Regions from separate parts of the Mus musculus genome. Here all the other regions are linked to region 1. A link is a loop called in an ENCODE intact Hi-C map of the cell type or tissue named here. Cell type or tissue: gastrocnemius. All regions are shown on one strand. Region 1 overlaps Rassf8 (Ras association (RalGDS/AF-6) domain family (N-terminal) member 8). Region 2 holds the start of Rassf8 (Ras association (RalGDS/AF-6) domain family (N-terminal) member 8). Region 3 overlaps Gm15499 (a long non-coding RNA gene). Region 4 overlaps Lmntd1 (lamin tail domain containing 1). Region 5 holds the start of Gm15499 (a long non-coding RNA gene).

Region 1 (5,000 bases):
CACTCAATGCAAGCAGCTTGTTTTGTATGAACACTTCCTTCCTGCATGATTTTCAACAATCTTCTATAAATGTATGTGATGCAGACTTAATAGCCCTCAGGTACATTAATAACCCAAATTTCTCCTACTTTCTTTTATGAAAAAGATAACATACACAGTATCAAACTTCCTGAAAGACTTTAGAAGTCAGCACATGACAATGAGCACACCATCACAAGGGATGCTGAGACTGATAGAGCCAGATATTGTGTCAGAAGAAGGGCACTGCAAAGAAGCAATGGAGTGGAAACTTCATCTAGACGGTTTCCACATATAAAATGTCCAAGTATCCTAAAACTATTGGTCACTCTTTTCCCATGACATGAGAAGGCTCCATCACAAATTTCCCAAGGCTGCTCACACAGGAGCAAGGTATTTAAATTAAACACAGAAAGATGTCTCACTAAAAACCACTTGCATGTGATTACACACACGAGGCCCATAATAGAGGAAGGCACGTAAGGCAGGTGAAGGTCCCAAAGCACATGCCCAGGGTTTCTCGACATTGCTGAGTAAGAATGCTTCAAGAAGTCGGAAACCTTTTGAACGCAGGCTTGCGGCTGCTGCTGAAGTGAAGTACTCTGTACTTACTGAAGTTTTCCCAGATCTGACCTCTCATTCCCACTGGGTAGGCACCTGCAGGCTGTCTTTTAGTTTACAACACCTCTGACCATCCTTCCTGGCAACAACAAGGTTCTAAATTGCATTACCTGTACATAACTATAGCTGCTGTTGCCTCTGCAATGTATCTGACACTGCCGCTCTCTCATCCTGGCACCTTACAGATCACTTCTGTAGCACTGAACCTTAATACAGACACTCGTAGGAGCTGGAGACATGGCTCCATGGTTAAGGGTACTTGCTGCTCTTCAGAGAATCCTTTGGTTCCCAGCACCCATGCGCTGTGTCTCACACTGCCTCTAACTCCAGTAGCAGAAGACTGGCGCCCCTTCTGGCGGCACTGGAAACTGCAGTCTCTCTCTTTAGGTTACAAAAGGGCACTGAAATACTGTATTTCTACAAAACACTATTAAAATACTGAAAACACACTTAGGAAGTTACTATGTCTTAGGTATCAGAGGAGTGGCTAATGGTCCAGTAACATAGTAAGTATGTCCTGGCATCTGGGATGACCACCTTTTTGTGGTATTATGGGTTGTATTTTATAATACACAGCTGATCCTGATAACCACCCATGCTTCATGAGGAGGAAATGCATTCTTGAGGTTTTGTTCCAGGCTCAACTCCAGAGCTACTTACCTACTGGAACTGAATTTTAGAGAAAATTCAAATTCAGAATCACCACTAGCTTTTAAAAGAAATATTTCTCACTCAAATGATGCTTTTCTATTGCAAGCAGCTACCATGGGAGTTTCTGTTTCTCAATGACAGCCTGGAATTTTGCGATGGGGTCAGTACTGTTCCATGAGAGTTGCAGTCTGCACAGACAATCTGTGTGTGAAAAACACCCAATGCTGTATCTTACCTAGACAGGTAAATTTTAAAAGCCAGTTCCTGAACCCTGCTAGAGCTTTCTTAAAACAGAAATAAAGTGTAAGCATGTGGGCCCTGAGTCCCCCTCTAGGACTGTGAAATGGAAACAATGTGGATATATATTTCCACAGAAATGTCTTAGACCCCATGGCTTTTAATCAAAGATGTTTTTCTCATCTTTTGAATAAGACAATCTTTTAATCACAGGGAAAAACTAAGAATGATTTTAACATTAAGTATAAACCACCCATACCACTGACCTTCATTCTCACAAAAGGATGAGCCATTCACACATTCTATAGGATAATCTGTAACCCACAGGCAATGCTGCCCTTTACTTTGTTGCTACTTGAATTTATTTTCATCTCTGTTTTCAGCAGTCTGGGCCTCCTTGTAAGTTACTAACACCGCTCATTTAAAAAGTGAGCCACAAGAAATTAGACATTGAAAGACTGATGTGAGCCCACAACTGCCAGACAACCAGGCTGCATTAATGGCACACCAACCAAGCTGAGGATGCCGCCCGGTACCTGCCAGACAGCTGGGGCAGACAGGCTGCAGCTAGAGTATGAATCAGACAGTGTAGCTCTCTAGTCAACAGGTAAAACAAACAAACCAACAAACATGTTAAGTTATTGAGGTTTAAGGATTTATCACTAAACAGGAGTGCCAGCTGAATACTACCTGGGGTCTGGAGTTAAGGCTGACTATGCATGCAGGGCATGTGTGGTAGTAACAAGAGATACAGCCGGTAAACATGTAGCCAGAGACATTCACGGATGTGGAATGTGTGCCTGACACAGTCTGAAGTGAGGGGACATTAAGCAGAGGTGACCTGAGCTTTTTTGTTACTTTGGGGCTTATGGTTTTAGCCACCAGAGGTCACTCTTCCCTATTAGAAAGATGCAAGACAACACTGGCAAGGCTCTCCCAGCCGCTGGTTAGAGGAATGAAAGATGTGAGGGTAGATCTCCCCACCCCTTACCGCAGGCAGCAGAGAGCAGAAGACAGGAACCAGCACCAGAGACTAACAGACTTAAGTCCATCACTGAGGGCAGAGGAGAGGCTGTGGAATACTTTCCTGGCAATAGAGATCTGTGGAATAGCTGCCAAGCTAGTAAGATGTAAGGCAGAGTTGGAAGGGCTATCCAGAGTTCTTACTGTATAAATATGGCCACTCCCAGGCATTCCTCAGCTAAAGACTGCAGTGATGTTTAATATTGCTTCATAGAAGTGTAAAGTAGCCAGGGCTGCTTCAGGGCTCCACATATATGAAACCAAATAGAAGGAAGAGCCTGCACTGGTGGGCACTGGTGGGCACTGGTGGGCACTGGTGGGCACTGGTGGTGTGATTCAGAGCACAGGAGTGTGGGATGTAAGCTGAGACAATTCACATTTCTGAAAGCAGCCTGAGTTGAATAGCTAAACCCCATCTCAAAACCAAACCAAAGCAAAACAAAAGCCAGCTTAGTCTATCACTGCGCCTTCAGCCAAATATCCCACCCATCTTACGAAGGGTGAGACAAGTCTACTGCACTGTTTCAGGGGAGGCCTAGATCTGGCTGCAAGCAGGAAGCTCAAGGACGATCTACAGTGCTTCTCGATGACAAGGAACAATTCAGGAAAGACGCCTTGGTTAGCAAGGGGTTTAACCCTGACAACAGTTCCTTGTTTCACCACAAAAACATAAAGAAGGAGTGTGATAGAGAGCGAGCCGTTTCTTCATGAAGCCCTGTTTGGAGTATTGTATCCGGGACATTGACAAGGGTATTGCACATCAGTGTAACCTTGGATTCCTAAAACAACTTCCTCTACTGCAAAAGTAAAGTATGTTCACTGAAAACATCCAGAAAGTAGGAGAGGCTTTGAGGAAATAAAATCATTGCTGACTTGGGGAATGGAGCAGAGTGCAGCACGAACACTTTAAACACACAATTCCCATTGACAGTTCTGCCTCATAATTTATCTCCATCTCTCCTCAGATAACACAGCTGACAGTGTCACCAAGAACTGTGTGCTGCAGGCTGTGCCTCCTGTGTGCCCTTCCCTCACGTTTCCTGAAGTATCTTCCTCTTGGGATGACCCCACAGCATCAATGTTCTGGCCTCTCCTCTGTGCTCTCCTGTCCTGACTGCTCATCCCTCCTCCTATGCCTTCTCCCATCTGTCTGGTCCTCCCCAGCCTCCACTTGAGGATGCTCCCTCAAGGGTTAAGCATGTCTACAGAATCGCCAGGTCTACTTGCCTCTGTCCTTCCTTCTGGTGGCTTCCACTACTAGGGATGTGGTCGCTGATAGGGATGTGGCTGATAAACCTTAATTGATGTACAATAGGTCCTTGATAAAAGTTAGATTTATACTAATGATTAATGGCTTATAAATCTGATTTCCAGGAAGTTCTCTGCTCCAAGGCCGTCAGAACCCTCAGCAGCAGCCTCTTATCTGTGAAGGTCTGAACTCCTAACTGGCAAGTTAGTCATTTAAGTGGGCTTAAGCTGTGAATCCTAAAAACATAACCGATGTTTGTTCGTGTCCCAGGATCCTCCTCGGGGGCCTGCAGCCCTTCAGTCTTTCTTGCTTAAAGTGTAGCGCAGTGAATTGTCCGCATTATCTAGTTTGTTCCTCAGGTTCACTAACATTTCATTTAATCAGCATAAGTTGATTGTGTAACAATTACCACAATCAGTTTGGGACTGTCCTCATTCCCTGGTCCCCAAAGCCTCAAACCTATGAGTGCCCTCTTGCCACTTGCCATGACAGCCCTAGACGAGGCTTTGCGAAGATGAAAATAGCCATAACCTGCTGAATTTGGGGGCAGTGGGGTGAAGCAGGGGCTGAAACATTTTAAAACATACAACTTGATTCATGGCTCAACCTCTTTATGTTGTAATTTATCTCCGTCTTAGCAATAATGGCTCACAGTGCTGCACTGCCTCCTGTGTCATAAGGGCCATCCGGATGGAAACGGATCTAGCAGCATGTGCTTTCCGTGACCAGCTTCTGTGACTTAGCACAACACTTGCCATGTTCATCTGTGCTACGACACATAGAAAACCTGTTGCCATTCACCACTAAGTGTTCCACGCTGGCACTGTGTGGCTGTCAGGAGCACCTCTGTGCAGTTTTACATGGGACTGTGTGCTGCACTTGGACACACAGTCAGGAGCACCGCAGGGCCTTACACTCCCACACTGAGGAACTGTCAGACTGGTTTTCAAAGTGGCTGAGTCACTTCTATGTGGGTATCAGTGGTGATGATGGTTTTCATTAGTTTATCGTTGTATCATAGTGTCTGCTCTTGTTTTTTGTTTGTTTGTTTGTTTTTTGTTTTTCAAGACAGGGTTTCTCTGTGTAGTCCTGGCTGTCCTGGAACTCACTCTGTAGACCAGGCTGGCCTAGAACTCAGAAATCCACCTGCCTCTGCCTCCCAAGTGCTGGGATTAAAGGTGTGGGCCACCACTGCCTTGCT
Region 2 (5,000 bases), 45 kb after region 1:
TAGAGTATCACAAGAGCAACACTAGTTAAAAGTGTCTCATTAGCATGCGTTTTCCACAGACCAAAAATGCATTGTTTTTACCTGATACTTAAAGGCTGTTCCAGATCATCCACAAAATTAGAACACAGAAGGGCTAGTTTGGCTTTTCTGACACAAAACACAAATATCACAGAGCATAAATGTCCTGGGTGTGCCGATCGGTGCCTGAGTGCTTTAATCCCAGCACTCAGTAGGCAGAAGCAGGCAGATCTCTGTGAGTTTGAAGACAGACTGCTCTATGCAGTTTCAAACGAGGGTATACATGAAAAGTGGATACTACACCACTTTCTCTACTGAGCACAGCTACGTACACTAGGACCTGGAGAGTAAAGCAGGCACTACTGCCCACAAGGGATGGAGAAAACAATAAAATACAGTATAATTATAAATTTTGACAGATTAAGAATGACTGTCATTGTGGAAGAAGTAAGATGGGTCTAACGGATGTGAAAACAGTGGACAGAGAAGACTTCCATAAGGAAGCATACTGGAGCTAGTCCTCAAAAGATGAGGAATTACTCAGGAGCTGGGAAAATGGCCCTGAGGCCAGGCTGCTGGGGAACTGACCTGTATTCTGGGAGATGTGGGTGAGGGGCTGGGGCCTCAAGAAACAGCACAAGAAGGCCTGCTGAGGATTCTATACCATACTCCAAGGATTCTTGGGAATCTTGAAGGCCTGAAGAAGAAATGGCTTTCTTTTTCAGGCTATTGTCAAGAAAACAAGCAGGAAGGGGCAAAGGAGACCGGCAAACTTAAGAGAGGTCAGAGTGGCTTGAACTAAAGGACAACATGGCAGAGCCTGAAAATCAAACAGGTTTGAGAGCTACTTTGCTGGAAAGATAGCCAGTACTTTGTGGTCAACTGTTTCTGAGAGCTGATGGACAGAAGAGAGTGCAGAGTAAGCAAGACACTTTGTTTGGATAGATGCGTTCGGAAAAGGCAAGGAAGAGTTTGCAAGTCTGGATGGCACAGACAAAGTTCCGGAGAAATGGGAGATGCTGCCATTGTAGACGAAGATGTGCCAGGCACGCCTGAGGTGCCTGTCCATCATAGCTTTCCTGATAACAGTAGTATCCCCATCTTAAAGGCAGTGAATTTAGATCACAAAGCTAGAGAAACGGGGACCATTCTTGGCTCCCTGGATGCTGACAAGTCTGGCTAGCTGCTAGGAGGCATCCCTCCCAAGTCTATAGAACACTAGGAACTACTTCTACATTAGGATATTTAGGACTGAAACAAAGTAACAGCCAAGAAGAGCCAGTAGTTGATACATTGCTCTTTAATTCAAATCCTGTATTTATAATTTCTAATGTTTCCTATCCACACCTCAACCCTATTCCACCTCCACCTAGAATGAACTTGGCCAAGTTTTGAACACTTGCAAATTTTTCTGGGACTTCAACATTTTATAAATGGACAAAGCCGGACTGCCAAAATTAACTCCAACAAAAAGAGCAATGATACCCTGCAGTAAACAATAGTTTTACTCCCAAATTCTATGAAACAACAGAAAGTCCAATAAGAAACAGGAAACCTTTTCTTAAGAAATTAACCATTTCTCAGAAAGCAAGGCACTCAGGTCAAGCACTAACATATGCCACCAAATACAAAGGCTATAAAAGTGAGCACGGAGGATTAGGATTTTAAAAGTCATAAGCTTTAAAACTCTAAAGACAAAAATGCAAAGAAAAGCAACACAACAACCCTGTATGATGCTAAATCTACAATTTCCAAACAGCTCTAAAAAAAAAAAAAATGCAGAATTCAGGTAGTGTGACCCCAGGAATGGCATGGGCACCTTCGGAACTGAGTCTCTCCAGGACACTGACACTAACTGAAAACCTTTCCTATCTGCACAGTCAGCCCCGTGACTTGGCTCCCTCTAGGGGCTCTCTGCTGTCCCCCAAAGCTCCTGTAGCCCAGAAACAGGGCTTGATGGCAAAGATCTCAGTCCATTATGGCCAATTGAGCCCGGTACGGAAAGTACCATCTTGAGACTCTTCAAGGGAGGGGTGACTGATTGGGAGGATTTTTAGAAAAGATTTAATTACCTACACTGCAAATTACACTGTGTTGAATCTGATCCTCCAGTAGAAGAATCATCAAAGCGTGTCCAGTCTTCTTAAATGGAGTATTGGCCGTGTGTACTTTTGAGGTTTAGGGGTAGCTCCCCATGGAAATATATACGATCACAAGAACCATTAACATGACCACTAGAGGATAAAGCACAAACCACTTCCCAAACTGCTAGCGCAGTTGTCCGGAGCCCTGATTCCTGGGTTTATCAGCACCCCACCCCCACCCCCACCCTGCAGTGGGCTGACATTCCCGATTGCCTCCAGCAAAGAACAGGTTTTTGGGTTTAAAAAACAAAACAGGAAAGGTGCCGGTTTTCTGTGCCTCCAAGGTACGATCACAACCCCTGGCAACCACAGATTAAAGACTTTTAAAGAAGAAAGAAAAACTACCTACACCCCCACACACATACACATACACACACACACACACACACACATACACATCCCAAAACTGGGCAGAAACGCAGAGATCACCACATATTTAATATACTTCCCTGGGACAAAACGTGTCTCATGAAAAATGGCTGAGCACCAATCTACAGTTAGGTATCTAAGTGTTCGTCCCTGCTGTCAGCGGGTTGGAGGGATTTTTTTTTTTTTTCTCCTTAACGCAAGGCTTTGATGTGTTGGCAGAGCTGACCTGACAAGCTGGAGTAGGCTAGGAAACGTGTCCTGCATATTTCCTTCTGTGCCTCCAAAGATTAGGACCAGAACTGACTGCGATTAAACCCTACCTAGGATCCAAGGGCTTGAGCCCTTGATGCTGTTCGATGCTGGGAAAGTAGTGGTTCCGCAACCCCGGGCAGCTCGGCGATGCTGAAATGAGCAACCCAGCCCCTAGCTGGTCTCCGCCGCCCACCACCGGGCCGCAGCGGCCTCGCACGCCAAGCCCCCGACCCTTAAAGTTGAGCCTCCTATGATTGCCCTCTGCAAGTTTCCAGGGTGCAGGACGCAGCCAACTTTGCAAGCCGCCTCTGGGCGACTCGCTTCCCCGGAGGGGCTGGCCACCGGGGAGGCAGGGCGGCTACGGTTCAGACAAAATGCAGAAGCCTTCCAACCGCCACTTTTCCTTTTCCAGAGGGGAAGCTCTCCCTCCAGGCGAGCATCCGATTTCCATCTGGAGAGGGAGAGGGCCGACCGCGCATTCCCCTCGCCCACAAAAGTGGCCTCTAAAGTCGCTCGCCAAGGACACCGGGAAGGAGGCGACCCCGGGCAGGGCCAACTTTCGGGAGGCGAGGTGAGGGCGCGAGGGTGACAGCGGCGCCGCGGGGGGCGCGGGCCGGGAAAGTTGTACTTACTGCGCTCGCAGCCCGTCCTCGTAGTCCCGGTGCACGGCCCTCGGCGGAGGCCCGGCCCGCCCAGGCTGAGGCGGCGGCTGAGACGGCCGCGGCCGGCGGCGGCGGAGGGCGAGCGGCGGGCCGGGGCTGAGGAGGCCGGGCCGCAGGGCGGCGCGCGGAGGGCTGAGCCGGCAGAGAGACGCGCGGGGAGGGCGCACGCCGGCCTGGCCCGGCAGGGAGGGCGGTGCGCAGCGGCGCAGAGGAGGAAGGGCGGAGGAAGGAGGGCGGGACCGATAGGGCCGCGGAGCCCCGCACAGGGGCGGGATGAGGGCCGCCGCGAGAGCGAGCCAGCCGGGGAGGCCGCGCCGGGGCAGGGAGGACGAGGTCTGGGAAGTGTGGTGGGGGGCCGAGGAGGCGGGGCGGAGGGCCTGGGCGGGTGGGGCGGAGGCCGAGGAGGCGGGGCCAAGGGCCAGGGAGGGAGGGGCGGAGGGCCAAAGAGGCAGGGCGAACGGCCCGGGAGGGCGGAGCGGAGGCCTAGGAGGCGGAGCCAAGGGCCAGGGAGGGAGGGGCGGAGGGCCGAGGAGGCGGGGCCGAGGGCCGTGATTGCAGGTGGGCAAGGGAGAGCAGGGTGCAGAGCTGGAGAGAGCTGGATGCAGGGCTGAGAGGGGGGCGGGCCGAGGGCCAGGGAGGAGGGCCAAGAGCCAGAGGCTCCGCCCCTTTTCTGGTCGCGGCGCTGGAGAGAGGAGCAGTGTTATACCCCTCACCAGCTCGGGTTACAGCGGCGGCCCCGCCTGCAGACAAGGTTCGGGACAGCGCGGTGCGGCTTTGTGGGAGGCGCTGAGGCCGGTGGGCCGGAGCCTGGCTGAGGTTAAACATTTCCTCCAGTCGCTCGCAGGCTTGGGGTCGCCAGGCCAGTGAGACCTTGCAGCTGACCGCTCTGCGTCTGCTGACAGGAAAGAAGGGAGAAACGGCCCAGCCTTTCCAAGGACTGGTTTGAATGGCTTTTCCTGTAGAATAACTGTGAATTGATGTCCACCGCAGCAACCAGTGATGACCGTTGCAAGTGAGGAGAGATTAAAAAAAAAAAAAAATGAAGTGAATGAATCGAATGTAACAAAGGTTTTAAAAGAGTTGGGATCACTGGAAAGAGGATTGTCACAAGTTCGAGGTCAGTATATGTTACCCTAGCAACAAGCAGTATCAGACCTCAAAGAGTGAATCATATATTATTACACACACACACACACACAGAGAGAGAGAGAGAGAGAGAGAGAGAGAGAGAGAGAGAGAGAGAGGCAGGAATTTTGCCAGAAATTCAAGAACAGCCTGGGCTACATTCTTTGGTTCCAGGGCATCCTGGGCTACAGAATGGGACTGTCAAAAAAGAGAAAGAAGTCTAAGTCGAGCATTCTCCAAGGCATAGTTTGGATTGCTTTTCCTGAGTAGCTGTGATTCAGCAACAGCACCCCCACCTCCCTGAGCAGCAGGCCATGATAGAGGCAACAGACAACGAGGGGAAAAAAGGCAAATGAATCAGAGGTGAGTAACAAAAGTTTAGAAAGAACTGGGCTCAGATTCAAAAAATGCACCCACACACCTTTAAAAA
Region 3 (5,000 bases), 340 kb after region 1:
TCCCCCCTTCCCATAAAGATATCACTTTGAGACCCTCTACCCCTAAACTGTGCCAGTTAGAATGAATGATTTTCCGATTTTCTTTCAGTGTGAGTCCCAGCTGTCGCATCAAACCTCTTATGGCCAAACCCAACTCAGCCCCTTCCTGGAACTGAGCTGTGTAGACTTTATACATCTGAAGCTTCCTCCTCTGCTCCAGCTAATGAGCGGCCAAGGCCGTGGTGTCGGCCTCTGCGCCCTCTGAGCCCTTGTTCATCTCCCAGCATGTTAACCCACTGTGCATGTCCCTTTTTCCTGGACCACTTTGTGTGACCCCCTGCCCTTCATGGATGTTTCTCCCCTCAGCCCGTGACCTGCCCCCATCTGGAAGGATGTCTTCCATTAGTGGTTCTGTGTTGCCCACTAAGCTAAGTACAAATGAAGGTGGCCTCACCCTTCTTGTCCTTCCGTGTCCAGAGTCAGTGGTGACTGGCTGTTCCATGGCACACTGAGGTCATCTCAAAGCTGTGGCAAATAGAGAGTGTCACTGTGTGAGAATGAAGACATACAGAGTTAAGAAGCTGGTGACTCCATGGAGGGAAGGAACCCTGATCACCGTCTCATGTGGCGAATGATTGCTTAAAGAAAGAGATATTTAAGCCATGCCAAGAACAGAAAAGGGACTGACGACATCAATGCTTGAGTAGCTGTCTGAGGAAGATGGCTGCTTTTGTTCCATTCCATGTGGCCAAGAGAGACAGAATTTGAACAAAAAAAGTAGAAGCTACAAGAATCATTATTTGGACAAACTTAAGGGGAAAAAATGACCACACAAAGTTGGCACAAGCACTCTCCTATGGCAGGTCTCTTACCAGAGGGGACCGGTGACACGGGACAGCTTCACAGGACCATTCTCAGGCTGACTCCCCTGTGCTGTCTTCCACCACACAGTTCTTTGTGCTTCCCTGTGTAGCTCTTCCCAGTAGTGAGGCGGCAGACTCAACCTCTGCTCTTCAGCACAGCTCCTAGAGCTGTCTGTGCTTTCCTAGACTTGCGATTTATATATACATGTATATATATATATATATATATACACACACACATACACACACACACACACACACACACACATACACACATTTCCCACCTGCCCCTCTCCAAACTGCAGTTACAGGCAAATGCTGCCAGTCATCTTGGAGACCCAAATCCAGGCCTTCATGCTTACACAGCGAGCACTTTTCACCCACTGAGCAACCTCCCCAGCCTCCTTGTACATCAACTTTGAGGAACATTTTTCCCTCTTCATCTCTGACACCACAACACGGTGGCTGAGCCTCTGTCCTAGTCAGGGTCACCATTGCCGTGAGGAAGCACCATGACCAAAGCGGCTTGGGGAGGAAAGGGTTTAATTTATTCCACTTATGATTTCATACCATAGTCCACCATCAAAGGAAGTCAGGAAAGGAACTCGAACCTGGAAGCAGGAGATGATGCAGAGGCCATGGAGGGGTGCTGCTTACTGGCTTGCTTTCCATGGCTTGCTCAGCCGGTTTTTTTATAGAACTCAGGACTGCCAGCCCAGGGATGGCCCCACCCACAATGGGCTGAGCCCTCCCTCAAAATCAGTAATTAAGAGAATGCCCTACAGGCTTGCCTAGAGTCCAACTTATGGAGGCATTTTCTAAATTGAGGTTCCTTCCTCTCAGATGACATTGGCTTCTGTCAGGTTGACACATAAAATAACCCAGGACAACCTCCCTACTGTAAAGAACAGAATATATGTGCTGAGCCAGGGAAAGGCTTGTGTGCTAAAGTATAGCCTTGCAAGATCGAGGCTCTGAATTAGGTTCCCTAGAGCCTACACAGAGAGCTGGGTACTGTGTGACCAAGGCAACTCTTTAAAAGGACAACATTTAATTGGGGCTGGCTTACAGATTCGGAGATTCAGTCTATTACCATCAAGGCAGGAGTGTGGCAGTGTCCAGACAGACATGGCACTGGAGAAGAAGCTGAAAGTTCAGCATCTTGATCAGAAGGCAGCCAGGAGACCTGTCTTGTGAGTTGCTAGGAGGAGGTTCTCAAACAGTGACATACTTCAAGCCCATACCTACTCCAGCAAGGCCACAACTCCTAATAGTGCCACTCCCTGGGCCAAGCATTTTCAAACCACCACAGTGCTCTTACAATCCTAGCAAGGAGGAAAGGCTCACCAGCAAGCCAGCCAACTTAGCGTGCTCCCAGCCAGGTGTTCCTGGCTCAACAAAGCAGTAGGCTATGCTGAAGAAAAGCACCTGTGGCTGTCTGCTGGCCTGCACAGACACGGAGAACACATGCGAATAACAAACAAACAGAAGACGTTTACTAACCTGGTTTTAAAAGTTAGTTATTATTAGTGTACAAATGGTGTGTTTGCCTCCATATTGACCATGAGTTCAGGGAATTAGGCACATCAATGTCTGAATAGTTCCATAAAGAAGTTTTAATACCTGATCCTGAAAGGAAGACTTCATTTTTCAAGCATGCTTGTGATATTTCTTTGTGAGAGATCCAACAGGTGTTCCTTATAGAATTTTAAACATTAAAAGAACGACACATGTTTTGGTTTTGTGAAGTTAAATGGCATTAAGTCAGTTCTTCATAAAAATTAAAGGTTGTCTAATTGAGAATATTAAGGCAATCACCGAGCTCTGGCAAGATGTGCGAGGGAACCATCTCACTGTGGTGAGTCAGAGCACCAGCATCCGCCCCCACTCCCTTCTTCCTGCTCTTCATCAGAAAACAGAGCTCTCCCTGGGTGCGGAGTCCTGTCAGGCAAACTCTGCCAAGAGCCCAGATGTTTCTCAGCATGAGAAGATGGGCGTGTGTTCTGCTGAAATTCATTAAAGGGTCATTCAATATCTGCATACTGAAAAGGACAAACAGAGCACCTCGCACCAAAGAATAAACTGTGCCTTCGGGTTTCTCATCTGACTCCCCTTTCCTCTTCTCATCTCACTCAGTGAAGCCAGTAGGCATAGAGCCGAAACACGTGACTGTGACCCCTGGAAAAGTCCAGGGGTCTACCAGGCAGTAGACCCAGCCTTAAGGAATGGACCTTTAACCATTGACAGTTAAAAGCTGCCTCAAACTTCAGCTTGAAGGGGCCCAACACCCTTGCCTGGCCTCCATGCACACCCACGCACACACACTGAGGGGGGAGGGAGAAAGCTAAAAATATAAAAATAAATAAATAAATCTTAAGGAGTAGCGAAAGCAAGAGCACACATCCATACAAGAATGTGAGGACGGGGAGGACAGAAGGGCTGAGGTTGAGAGCGGGAGAGTAGGAGGGTGGGAAGGGGAGGACGGAGGACGTGCAGTTGGCAGGCAGAGGCAGGTCCTGAGTTCCTCAGCACCTGAGGAATTAGCAAGATCATCAGTGTCCAGTGTCATCCTCAGAGAAGGGGAGGTTGTTATGGTCTGGACCGAACAGTGCAAGAAGGAGGGCTCCTTACTCTGCAGACAAAGAAACCCTGAGAGGCAAAGATGCCACCGAGGAGCCACTGCGCACTGCTCAGTTGATGAATCGGGTGACTGTACGCCTCAGACTTCCCAGTCTCCCAATAGTAAGCTTGCATGTTCTGGAACCATACTGATTTTCTTAACTTATTAAACAAGGTAAATTTCTGCCTACAGAGAGAGGTGGGCAGACAGAATCAAATCTTCTGGCATTTTCTTATCTAACGCAGATAAAGTGAGGTGTTAAGATCTGACGGAGCATTAAGAAAAGAGTTAACTGGTTTCCAGCAAAAGCGAAACAAGAAAACTGAAAATTAAGTATTGATTTTCTTCTCATAAACTGGTGTCTTTGTATCAAAGGCATTAGTTTTGTTTTATGGGAAGACTTGGAGGCTCTCTTGGGTTTAATTTCAAGTCCATTTGCCCTGGCATGCAGGAGGTGGTTACTGCAGGCTCAGCCTTGTATGTGACACTTTCCAGTCAGGAGACCCCAGAGTAAGAGGTTATGGAATGTTTGCAAACGGATAAGCAACTGTTGCATATACATACTCTCAAATCTGGTCTGTAAACTCGGAACTGTGTGTGAATTATTCCTATCATAAGGATGTAAAGTCTCTTCAGTTCTTCCTGGGAAGTTCTGTGTGGTGTGTGTGTGTGTGTGTGTGTGTGTGTGTGTGTGTGTAGGTGTGTGTGCAGGTGTGTGCAGGTGTATGTGGGTGGAGGCAAGAGGACAACTGTACAACCTCAGCTGTCATTCCTCAGTCACCATCCACCTCGTGCATGCCGAGTTTTTGTTTTATCTTTTGAGACAGGATATGTTACTAGCATATCTTCTTAGCCATCAAATTACATTTACATTTTTTATAAATGCAAAATGAAATATATAAATAATTGAAGATGTATCTGTGGCCTTAAAATAGAATGAATAATTTTTATTATAGCTACTGTTCGGCCCAGGAGATACAACCAAACATTAGCAATGTATTGATGTCTCCATGTGTCAGTCCTGTTGCCCGCAGAGCAGCAGCTGCAACCATCCTCTGGGACTTTGTAGCCATCAGATCCCTGGATTCTTTGCACTTTCCCACTGTAGACGAACCTTGGTGTGTGTGTGTGTGTGTGTGTGTGTGTGTGTGCGTGCGCTGATGTACACGTTTCACTTTTAACTCTCCGTGAGGCATCCTCCTTCTTGGTATCCCTGGGTTATTTTCCTTGGCTTGTAGGTAACATTCGTCCATCCAGGAGTCTGCAACCGCAGTTGGCTGATTTCTGACTAGAGTACACACTGGAGGCTTTATCCTTTAGTCTGTGATCAGCTCTTAGGTCATGTCCAGAGCACAAGGATAACGATGTTACCGTAAACTTCACTGTGTGTGAACCCTGGACTTGTGTCTAGGTTGTAGATCGTCCATCCATGTTTGTAGCTCAGCTTCTTTATCTAACTCGATGCCCAGATGCACACTCCTGCCCCTGCACAGCTGAATACTGACAAACTCTTTGAGCACATGAGCTGGGCTTTAAAT
Region 4 (5,000 bases), 380 kb after region 1:
AAGGGCCTCTTTGTGAGGCTTGTCAACTCCTCCAATGAAAAGGAAGTAGAGATTGGAAACCACATTCTTCAGCAAAACGTGAATGGACACGCAGTCTCCTTGTACCAGTTCCCCGACAACATCACACTGCAGGCCAACTCCACGGTGACAGTAAGTATCTGAAACCACCAGCTGGGTGGACTGTGCACGGGAAACACTGCGAGCTGGGAACACAGTGGGCAAGGACACAATGATGTGTGACTAGTGTGAGTTAGGGGTATCGTAATGACATACAGTGACCTGGGGATGCTGTGAGCTGTAAGTAATATAGACTGGGAATACTGGGGGGCTGGAATACCAGGGATCTAGAATACTAGGGGCTGGAAATACCAGGGGCTGAGAACATCTTGACCATGTGTTGAAGATACACTGAATTGGAAATACCCTGATGTAGGAATACCAGGAGCTGAGAATGAATTGAGTCAGGAATCTCATGATCTGGGAAAACTGTGAGCTAGGAATACCAGGGTCTGAGTGATGAATACTGTGAGCTAAAAATACAGTAAGTTGGGTACACATGAACTGGGAACACCAAGATTTGACCATGATTTGAGAACATGGTGAATTGGGAATCCTGTGAGCTGCGGATGTGGTTGGCTAGTGATACCATGGGCTAGAAATACAATGAGGTAAGAATATAGCAAGCTGAGAACCCCAGGAGCTGAGAGTGCTATGAGCTGGTCAAATACAGCAAGCTGCAAATACCATGAGATGGCACCAACAGAAGCTAAGACCATCGTGAAGCGGGAATGGCCGGAGCCAGTGCTATGGTGGGTTGGAATAGCCTGAGCTGACAGTATGGTGAGTTAGGGATACTGTGCTTTCGAGATATCATGAGCTGGGACTCCCAGGAGCTGGAAATGTGGTGGATTGGAAGTACCATGATCTGGGATTGGTGTGAGTTGGGGAACAAATAATCTGTGACTGCAACATGAGTAGAGAACACTGAGAGCTGGAATTTATTAATGCATTGGGAACACTATCAGCCAGGAGTGTCAGGAGCTAGGGAAACTTTAAGCCAGGACCACAGGGCTGCCTTGAACAGAAAAACATCACAAGCAGGGAATACCGTGAGGGAACATGGTGAGCTGGGGGTAGCAGGAGCTGGGAGCACTGGGAGCTGGGAGCACTGGGAGCTGGGAGCACTGGGAGCCAGGAACACTGGGAGCCGGGAACACTGGGAGCCGTGAACGCTGGGAACTGGGAACAGTGAGCTGGGAACACTGAGAGCTGGGAGCACTAAGAGCTGGGAGCACTGGGAGCTGGAAGCACTGAGAGCTGGGATCACGGGGAGCTGGGAGCACTGGGAGCTGGGAACACTGGGAGCTGGGGACACTGAGAGAGGAGCACTATGTGCTGGGAGCACAGATGAGAGCATTGTGAACTGGGAGCACTGAGAGCTGGGAACACTGGGAGCTGGGAACACTGGGAGCCAGTAATAATGTCAGAGCTGGGTTCCTATAGGGAATGCTGCCTCTACTGTCAGCCTGTGGCTTGGCACAAGTGGCCTCGTGGATACTTGATCTTTGTACTAAATGTGATTTTGTGGTTTGTAGTGTCGTGGATGGATGCCTGTACTTTGCTCTCCACAGCTTTCTTCCGTGTAGTAAGCAATCATATTCTGGCTTGTCCTTCAAAGTGAAAATCCTAAGTCTGAAAATGGATTCTTAAAAGAGAAGTAAAGAGCTGGTCATCTCAGAGAGCAGGCACTAAGGGGGTTCTCCCTGACACCCCCCATCTGTGACCCTCTGAACCTTGATGTCTGGTCTGTAGCCATGTGCTGCAAGAGTATGTGTGTGCTTGTTTTACATGACACTGAGATAAGATCTCTACAAAATTACTTTAGAAAACCACAAAATCAAGCTACAAAAACAAGCAAAGCAAAACAAAAAACCTCAAAGGTACGACCTAGTGTTTTGAATAAGCCTACAGTGTGCATTTATATCTATCCTGGATCCGCTTGCGGACCACAAGCCAGGGCTGGGTGGTTGTTTAAACCGTGTTCGGTCACTGTTTAGCATTACATTATATTTTAAAACAACCTAGAAGCTCAGATGCCTATATAGTCCCAGGTCCTCAGGAGGCTAAAGCTGAGGCACAGAAATGATGTGAACGTAGGAATTCTAGCCAAGACCAGGCAAATGCAGGGAGAGCCTTCCCACCTTTAATGACAACGAAAACCCTATCTGTTCAGAAAGATTAATAACAATAGCACCGTCGGATGTGGCTCTGGGTGGAACCGCAGTAGCACTTGTCAGCAACAAACTGCTTTCTCTAAGGTGTGGGCAGCAGCTTCGGAAGCAAAGCCACAGCCACCAACGGACTTTGTTTGGGAGGAACAGAGCAAGTTCCGATCCAGTCCGGACTGCACGACCATCTTGTGCAAGCCCAATGGTGAGGTGAGTGTCAGAGTTTTCAACACTCGATGCTGGAGTAGCCGGCCACTGTTCCCTTCGGCCCTTGGTCCTGCTCACATTCTGCACAGCACATCTAGAGTCACCCCCAAATGCCCCCAGCTAGTGCCTCAGGCAGACCAACACCCCTCTCTCCCAGTGTGTGCCCAGCAGCAGTCAGGGTGTCCCGAGTTTCTGATCAACAGCTGTCTCCTATCCCTCCCCAGTGTGCCCCCTTCTGGCCATTTGGAGTTATGGCACCCTGAGCTTCCGAAGGCTGCAGCAGATTCAGAGTCAGGGGTGGGCTTTATTTGCGATCCTGACTGGAAGTGTGAGATAAGGAAGGTACTGCACATGGCCTTCTCTGCTCAGCTATTCATCCCAACAATGTTTCTTGGGAGTCTTGCCTTTGCCTATGCTCTAGGCTGAACTATGCACAAGGAACACAACACAAAGACTTGATCTCTGCGCCCAGGGGGGTGCACAAGCTAATGGAAGGGCTTATACTCTTAATTTGAAATAACTATCTTCTATGCGGAATAAAATGAGATACTTTAGAAATAATTTTCTGGGATTCTTTCCCCATGCTTGGCAGTCTCATGCTTTCGTTGGTATAAAACTAGCATAATTATAATTTATTCTTTAATTCTTATCCCTAGACAAATTTGCTACGCCACAAAACCATTAACACCCCCCCCCATAATATGTGGACTAGAGTATGAATTTCTTTCTTACTTCATTATACAATGATATTCGGTAACTACCTGTTGAACAGGCTAGAGTAAAATTTTAAAAGATTTTATTTTCTGTATATGTTGTAGGGTGTGTGTATGTATTATGTGGCATATGTGTGTGAGTGTTCACAGCATGGGGTTGTGTGTGTGCAGTGTATGTGTGTGTGTATGTGTCTGAGTGTGTAGAGAATGTGTGTATGTGTGCAGTGTGGGGCATATGTGTGCCTCCTGTGTGTGCATGAGAAAGAATATATGTGCGTGCATATGAGAGAGTGTGTGTGTGCAGTGTGGGGTGTATGTATGTGTGTGAATGTATGCAGTAGTATGTGTGAGAGCATGTGTGTGTGAGGATGCATGCAGTGTAGTGTGTGTGTGTATGAATGTTTATAGCATAGCATGTGTGTGAGCGTGTGTGTGTGTGTGTGTGTGTGTGTGTGTGTGTGTCCTCAGAGTAAAGAAGGGAGTTCAGAATCTCAAGAGTTGGAATTGCAGGCTGTTGTGAGCCACTCACGTGGGTGCTGGGAACCGAAGCTGAGTCGTCTGGAAGAACAGCATCCTTACCTGTTTAATCGTCTCTCCTGCCCTTTGCTGGGTTTCAGATTGGGAACTCTCTAGATTCATCTTTACTCAGCCATCCATGTCTTCGTGATTTAAACTGAATTTTATAATACTTGTATTTAAAATTGGCTAGAAAAATAAGGACATGTAATTCAAATGAATTACCCTGTCTCCTGAGACACCATCAGCAAAACCCAGGTTAAGACGGAGGGCTGGAATGTGAAATGTCAGACCACCTTCCCTGCCTGCGGAGGGCACCTCTGAAGGAGATAGGAAACTGTAGGTGGTTCCTTCCTTTTGTGCCTTCTCCACCTTGGCCTGATCACAGTTATGGAGGAGCTTGGCCAAATCTCCTGTCACCGTGAGCCACTCTGCCATTGTTTGCCCACCATCATGGCATGAAATCTCATGAAATTATGAACCAAAATCAATGCCTGCTCAGTAGTATTCATGTCCATCATTTGACTGTCCCTTCACACCTCACACCCTGCAGGCCAGTCTTGGTCCCACAGAGGCTCTCTTCCTCCCTTGACGCAGTGCATTGTTTGGCACTTGTCCTGGGTGGTTCTAGAGTCATTTGGTAAGTGGGGACTTCAGTAGAGAAAATGTGGCCATCAGATTGGCAAGTCTGTGGAGTCACTGCCTTGATAATGATTGGTGTGGGAGAGTCCAGCCCCCTGTGGGTGTGCTGATGCTGGTCATGTAAGCTTGGGTTAAATAAGAGAGCAGGCCGACAAGAGCCAGAGGGAGCGAGTCAGTAGGCGGGGTCCCTCAGCCTCTACTTCGGTTCCTGCCTCCAAGCTTATGCTGCTGGTTCCTGTCCTGACTTCCGTCTGTCCATGATGGACTGTGATCAGAGCCTGTAAGCAAATAAACCCGTCCTCCCCAAGACGTTTTTGGTTACGGTGTTTATCACAGCAACAGAGAGACCTAAAACAGCAGCAACCATGGCCAAAACCACGGACAGGGAAACCTAAGGTAGGAGAGGCTTACTTAGGCTGCAGTTTCAGGGGATCAAACCCAAAGGTTGCTTGTCCCCTCACACTTGGAGGAAAATATTGGTAGCAGAAGCTTGCAGCACTTTCCGGAAAAGGCTTGAGATAAGGCAGCCCACAGACTGGCTGGCACTGGTGAGCACAGCTAGGAAGCACTAGGTATTCTCAACAACTCACAGATAACACCATCAAATGAGTACCAGTGTTCAATGCACACAGCGATGACGACGACGACAACAGCGCCACACCGACTACAGTAGATGACCTCCTCTTCAGGCCAC
Region 5 (5,000 bases), 350 kb after region 1:
GCATGCATGTGTGTACATGTGTATGTGTGCGTGCACTCCCATATGTGTGCATGTAATTGAAGTTCTTTTCCCTCAGTTGCTCAGAAGTCAATCCCTAGGATCATTTTGTCTTGTCTCTTTCTCTCCCACTTCACTTAAGTCTACCAACATTCTGCAGGCCTCCTTTCCGACTCTAGCCAGAGCCCAGCCACATCTGGTCACCTCCTTGGCTGCCAGCCTGTGGTGCCAGCATCTCTTCCTGTACAATGGCAAATGTCTCCCTGATTCTTGCTCTTTGAGATTATTTTCAGTACAAAGACAGAGAGTCCTCTTTAAACAGAAGACAGAGCCTGCCACTCCTCAGACACACCCCGATAATCTTGTCCTCGTTCCGAGAGGAGGTTGATTCCTCCTGGACAGATACGGCCTGGAATGCTCCCCTCCTCGTCTCCTGTCAGCAGTCAGTGCACTCTCCCCACCCCCACGGCCCAGCATGGTGGCCCCATGACCCACCACGGGTCACCACACCCACCTTGGACCTCCATGGACTGTTCTATCTTCCAGCACATGTCAGAGTGCCAGCCCAGGTACAAGTTAGTAAGAACCCAACACTGCCACTGAATCAATAGGAATGAGAAAGATGCTGAGCTCATTGTATGGTCAACATGAGACAGGACTCAACAATGCTGAAGCTAGAAAATTAAGAAAAAGATAAAAATCTGTGTCCTTATAAGAACTAAAGATTTTAAAAGGAACTATTTGAGCTGGGCAGTGGTGGTGCATACCTTTGATCCCAGCACTTGGGAGGCAGAGGCAAGTGGATCTCTGTGAGTTCGAGGCTAACCTGGTCTACAGTGCAAGTTCCAGGACAGCCAGGGCTGCACAGAGAAACCCTGTATCAAAAAAAAGGGGGGGGGCATTATTTCCTTATACCATTTAATAATTATATAGCAGAATTACTTTATATCACTGTACACTTAGCATTTTGAGGCTGGAGAGATTGCTTAGCTGTTAAGAGTGATCACTGGTCTTACAGAAGTCCTAAGTTTGAGTCCCAGGATATACCGCAGGTGGCTCACAACTGCCAGTAACTCCAGCTTAAGGGGTCTGTGGCACTTGTTGCCTCTGGACTCCCCAGGCACATACACTCAGTGTGCACATATCCATGTATACCACACATGGAGACACACACATGTACACACATACAACACACACACAAGAACACACACTTAATAAAATGGATCTTTTTAAAGTCAGCATTTCAAACCGAGTCTCACTTTAAAATTCTATGGTTACAGGTCCTCTGAATGTGATTAAGTACATTAAATACAGTTGTTGTCCATACAAATGTACTTGCAGCATACAGACATGGGGGATTATTTCAATATCACATTTGGGTTGCTGTGTTTTTGATGTCAGAAAGATCCATCCCTGAGGCGTATTGGGGAGAAAGCGCTGAGGCAGAGTGAGGACCCGCCTCAGTGAGCTGAGTTCAGGTGCTTCGCTCTGGTTCACACCTATTTCCTAGTAGTCAGTAAGAATACTCACCGTTACGGAGCCCACGTGTCTCCTAGCTTCTTTATTGAGTTCTGTGAAAGACAGTCATCTTCAGTTGATTTCCCTTGCATGGAGTCTGTTCATGATCAAGTGTGAAAACGACAGCTGAGCGAATCGACGAACTATAAAATAGACTCTGAAGCCAGCCGTGCACGTAGTGTTGACCCGGCCTGTTGACTCTCGCCAGCAGGGGGAACACGGAGCTGCAGGGAACACGAAGCAGACACCACTGACTTGGAGGAAGAGGGGAAGAAACACAAGGTCTCACCTGGAATCTTCAGACCACAGGCATCCTAGTTACCATAGAGCCTCCCTGTTCCTTCATAAGGGAGCACTTCATCCTTGCTGTCTGACATCTGTCATTTTACAGGGCAACAGATAAGACAGAGACAACAGAAGATGTCGTGTGGGGATAAAATAAATCAGTGGATAAGGTACAAGTCATGGAAGCATCCCAGGTCTTCAGCATTCACAGAAAACATAAAAGCCGGGTGCCGTAGCTCCCTCCTGTGGGCAACAGAATTTAGAGGCAAGCAACAGGTAGATCAGGGAAGCTCACTGGCCAACCTGTCTTGCCAAAATGGCAAGGTTTAGGCTAAGTGAGAGACCTCATCCAAGGCAGAAAGGGATAGAGGAAGATATCTAGTGTTGACATTTGGCTTCCACGGTGCCCTTATGGGTAAGCATGCCCAGTCGCGGGCGAGTGTGTGCACACACACACACACACACATACACACACACACACACACACACACATACACACACATACACACACACACACATACACACACACACACACATACACACACACACACACACACACACACACACACACAGAGAGAGAGAGAGAGAGAGAGAATTTAAAGTTTAAAAAAAAGTATTTTCCTAACCTACAGTTAGCCCTTTATAATTCTATTCATTTTTACTGCTCTCTGAACAAGCCTTCAAATTTGAACTTGTTGCTACATTTTTATGCACCAGAATGATATATTTCAAACTTGGAACATTTTTTTCTGACTGAGAAATCTTTACACTTTAGGGTTGCTTAATGTATCCAGGAATCTGACAGTAGCTTGTGTCAACGTGACAAAGAACTGTCCTGCAAACCTGCTGTGGCTAGACAACAGGGCTCTGAAGAGTAACAGCTTGTCATGATGAAGCCCTCCAGCCAGGTCAGAAAGCACGGAAGACACACTGGCAGTTTTCCTTTAGTCTCTGGGCATCAGAGAAGTCCTTGAACGATTCCGTCGCTTTGGATCCCTCTGCTGGCTGCATTGTGGCACATGCCCTGGGGTGGGAAAGACTCTGAGGCTGCTTATGGGGTCAGGAGGAAAGAACTAAGTGCCTGCAAGGGCAGTGTCACAAAGAGAAAAATCAAAGCACTGTTCGGAGTACACACATAGCTGGTTGAAATCATGAAGGAGGAGAAGAAAGACTCAAAGCAGAGTGCAAAGCTCTTGGCTTGAGAAGTCTGGTTGGTTCCTACTGAGTGAGCAGACAGAGACAGCGTCCTCGGGATGTTTGGAAAGTGAGGTAATGAAATTGGTTTGAGGCACAGCCCATCATGCAGAACACCCAGATGGAGAAGTCAAATGGACACGTGGAAATACTTAAGATGACTAAGAGAACATAGCCTGTGTAGTTAGATCACTGGATATCGTGTGTGTGTGTGTGTGTGTGTGTGTGTGTGTGTGTGTGTGTGTGCGCGCGCGCGTGCGCGTGCGAACTCATGTGTGTGCACACTTGATAGTTTGTGTGTGTCTGCATGCAATCTGTGCACTTGACAGAAAAGCCACAGCCCAGGGAGAAATGTTCTGCAATGAAAACCAGGCCTGTGTGAGTGCTGGTCTGGACTTAGGGCTCCTCCTCATCAGCTTCATGTTTGCTCAAAGAACAAAACGAGGAGGCCAAGCAGGTCTTCCCACATTACAGCAATGGAATTAAAGTGTTACTGTCCAACTGAATCTATAGACCACACATTTTATAAGTGACGAGATGTGTTCAAAGACTGAGGCTGTCTTATATGGACTTAGATGTACTGGACTATGTACCAGCAAGAGGAAAGCACGTCTGACATTTCTCTGGAGACGTAGTTTGCAGTTATGAAGCCCGTGGTCATGTGGTAGTTGCATAGCAGGAAGCACATATAGTTACCTAACTCCAGCACAGACTTGGATACTGGCAACGAGGGACAATTGTCAAAAAGAAACAGGCCGTCAGAGTCTGAATCAGTGTTAGTCTCAACCTGTGGCATTGGATCTTCACACAGTGAGAGGCCCTGTGACCCTGTGACATACAACCCCAAACTTACATGGGTCTGCATTAAACCGAGTCACATGCAAGTGAAATAGATTGTAGCAGCAGCAGTTAAGTATTACACAGCCCCCTTATTAGCACAGCTCTGCACTAACATGCATATTTGGTACCTTTGGTACCTTAAGATCAGGGTCTAAAGTCACACTCAACATGACTTCTATTTTCACTTGGTGGCCTGGTCCTGACCAGGATTCCTGGAGACTGGAGAGGATGAGCACGTCATCCATCAGCTCACTTGGCCACACTCGTACCTCCCGGTGTCCCTTCCTTTAGGAATGTGGAGCTGCTGCTATCTCTGCCCGATGGTCACCACTGTCCTCTGCACACCTGACACCTGCCCTCTGCACATCTCCATACCTGCCCTCTGCACAGCCCTCACACCTGCCCTCTGCACAGCCCTCACACCTGCCCTCTGCACACCCCTCACACCTGCCCTCTGCACAGCCCTCACACCTGCCCTCTGCACACCCCTCACACCTGCCCTCTGCACAGCCCTCACACCTGCCCTCTGCACACCCCTCACACCTGCCCTCTGCACACCCCTCACACCTGCCCTCTGCACACCCCTCACACCTGCCCTCTGCACACCCCTCACACCTGCCCTCTGCACACCCCTCACACTGCCCTCTGCACACCTCCACACCTGCCCTCTGCACACCCCTCACACCTGCCCTCTGACACCTTTATCACACCTGCCCTCTGCACACCTCCACACCTGCCCTCTGCACAGCCCTCACACCTGCCCTCTGCACACCTCTCACACCTGCCCTCTGCACACCCCTCACACCTGCCCTCTGCACACCTTTATCACACCTGCCCTCTGCACAGCCCTCACACCTGCCCTCTGCACACCTCTCACACCTGCCCTCTGCACACCCCTCACACCTGCCCTCTGCACAACCCTCACACCTGCCCTCTGCACACCTCTCACACCTGCCCTCTGCACAGCCCTCACACCTGCCCTCTGCACAGCCCTCACACCTGCCCTCTGCACACCCCTCACACCTGCCCTCTGCACAGCCTTCACACCTGCCCTCTGCACACCCCTCACCTGCCCTCTACACACCTGTATCATCCAACCCCCACTCTGGTGTCACTTATTCTTCCATTTAGGGTAATATCACAGTCTCAGTCGTGTCAAGCCACTT

Evidence for each region. Hi-C counts contacts between places; a loop is a spot of excess contacts. Peaks named below come from ENCODE experiments on the same cell type or tissue, not always from the same donor. Only the 100,000 strongest peaks of a DNase experiment are listed, where the experiment ranks them.
Region 2: a loop joins it to region 1, with 2.1 times the contacts of the local background. A loop is called at or near these places in 12 of 42 quality-filtered maps.
Region 3: it touches region 1 in a loop (2.7-fold over the local background); 12 of 42 quality-filtered maps call a loop at or near these places.
Region 4: it touches region 1 in a loop (4-fold over the local background); 12 of 42 quality-filtered maps call a loop at or near these places.
Region 5: a loop joins it to region 1, with 4 times the contacts of the local background. A loop is called at or near these places in 12 of 42 quality-filtered maps.

What each region holds. Positions count from the first base shown.
Region 1 is chr6:145,790,876-145,795,875 of GRCm38, reverse strand. The region is part of intron 1 of Rassf8 (Ras association (RalGDS/AF-6) domain family (N-terminal) member 8); the gene reads right to left. Among named protein-coding and RNA genes, the nearest start is that of Gm15704, 45 kb to the right of the region's middle. In gastrocnemius, CTCF peaks have their summits at 991 and 2,395 (motif pointing right); DNase peaks (open chromatin) are centred at 987 and 2,434; H3K27ac peaks cover 1,165 bases.
Region 2 is chr6:145,745,382-145,750,381 of GRCm38, reverse strand. Rassf8 (Ras association (RalGDS/AF-6) domain family (N-terminal) member 8) reads right to left here and starts at 3,595. Exons shown (of 5, transcript NM_027760.3): 1 at 3,416-3,595. It overlaps Gm15704 (a long non-coding RNA gene), which reads left to right and starts at 2,008. Exons shown (of 4, transcript XR_869590.3): 1 at 2,008-3,354; 2 at 4,348-4,562; 3 at 4,745-4,933. In gastrocnemius, CTCF peaks have their summits at 1,929 (motif pointing left) and 3,594; DNase peaks (open chromatin) are centred at 2,347, 2,607, 3,094, 3,876 and 1 more place; H3K4me3 peaks cover 2,957 bases; H3K27ac peaks cover 3,473 bases.
Region 3 is chr6:145,449,007-145,454,006 of GRCm38, reverse strand. Gm15499 (a long non-coding RNA gene) reads right to left here. Exons shown (of 3, transcript XR_378154.3): 2 at 434-504. It overlaps Gm38475 (a long non-coding RNA gene), which reads left to right. Exons shown (of 3, transcript XR_378153.2): 3 at 89-662. It also overlaps a transcript of Lmntd1 not described here. Among named protein-coding and RNA genes, the nearest start is that of Gm15499, 8.6 kb to the right of the region's middle. In gastrocnemius, no CTCF peak of the experiment used is centred here; a DNase peak (open chromatin) is centred at 2,799; H3K27ac peaks cover 692 bases.
Region 4 is chr6:145,414,838-145,419,837 of GRCm38, reverse strand. Lmntd1 (lamin tail domain containing 1) reads left to right here. Exons shown (of 10, transcript NM_028742.2): 6 at 1-150; 7 at 2,319-2,438. Among named protein-coding and RNA genes, the nearest start is that of Lmntd1, 18 kb to the left of the region's middle. In gastrocnemius, a CTCF peak has its summit at 2,683 (motif pointing left); a DNase peak (open chromatin) is centred at 2,661.
Region 5 is chr6:145,439,706-145,444,705 of GRCm38, reverse strand. Gm15499 (a long non-coding RNA gene) reads right to left here and starts at 1,836. Exons shown (of 3, transcript XR_378154.3): 1 at 1,528-1,836. It also overlaps a transcript of Lmntd1 not described here. In gastrocnemius, CTCF peaks have their summits at 1,700 (motif pointing right) and 2,804 (motif pointing left); DNase peaks (open chromatin) are centred at 1,728, 2,063 and 2,781; H3K27ac peaks cover 1,064 bases.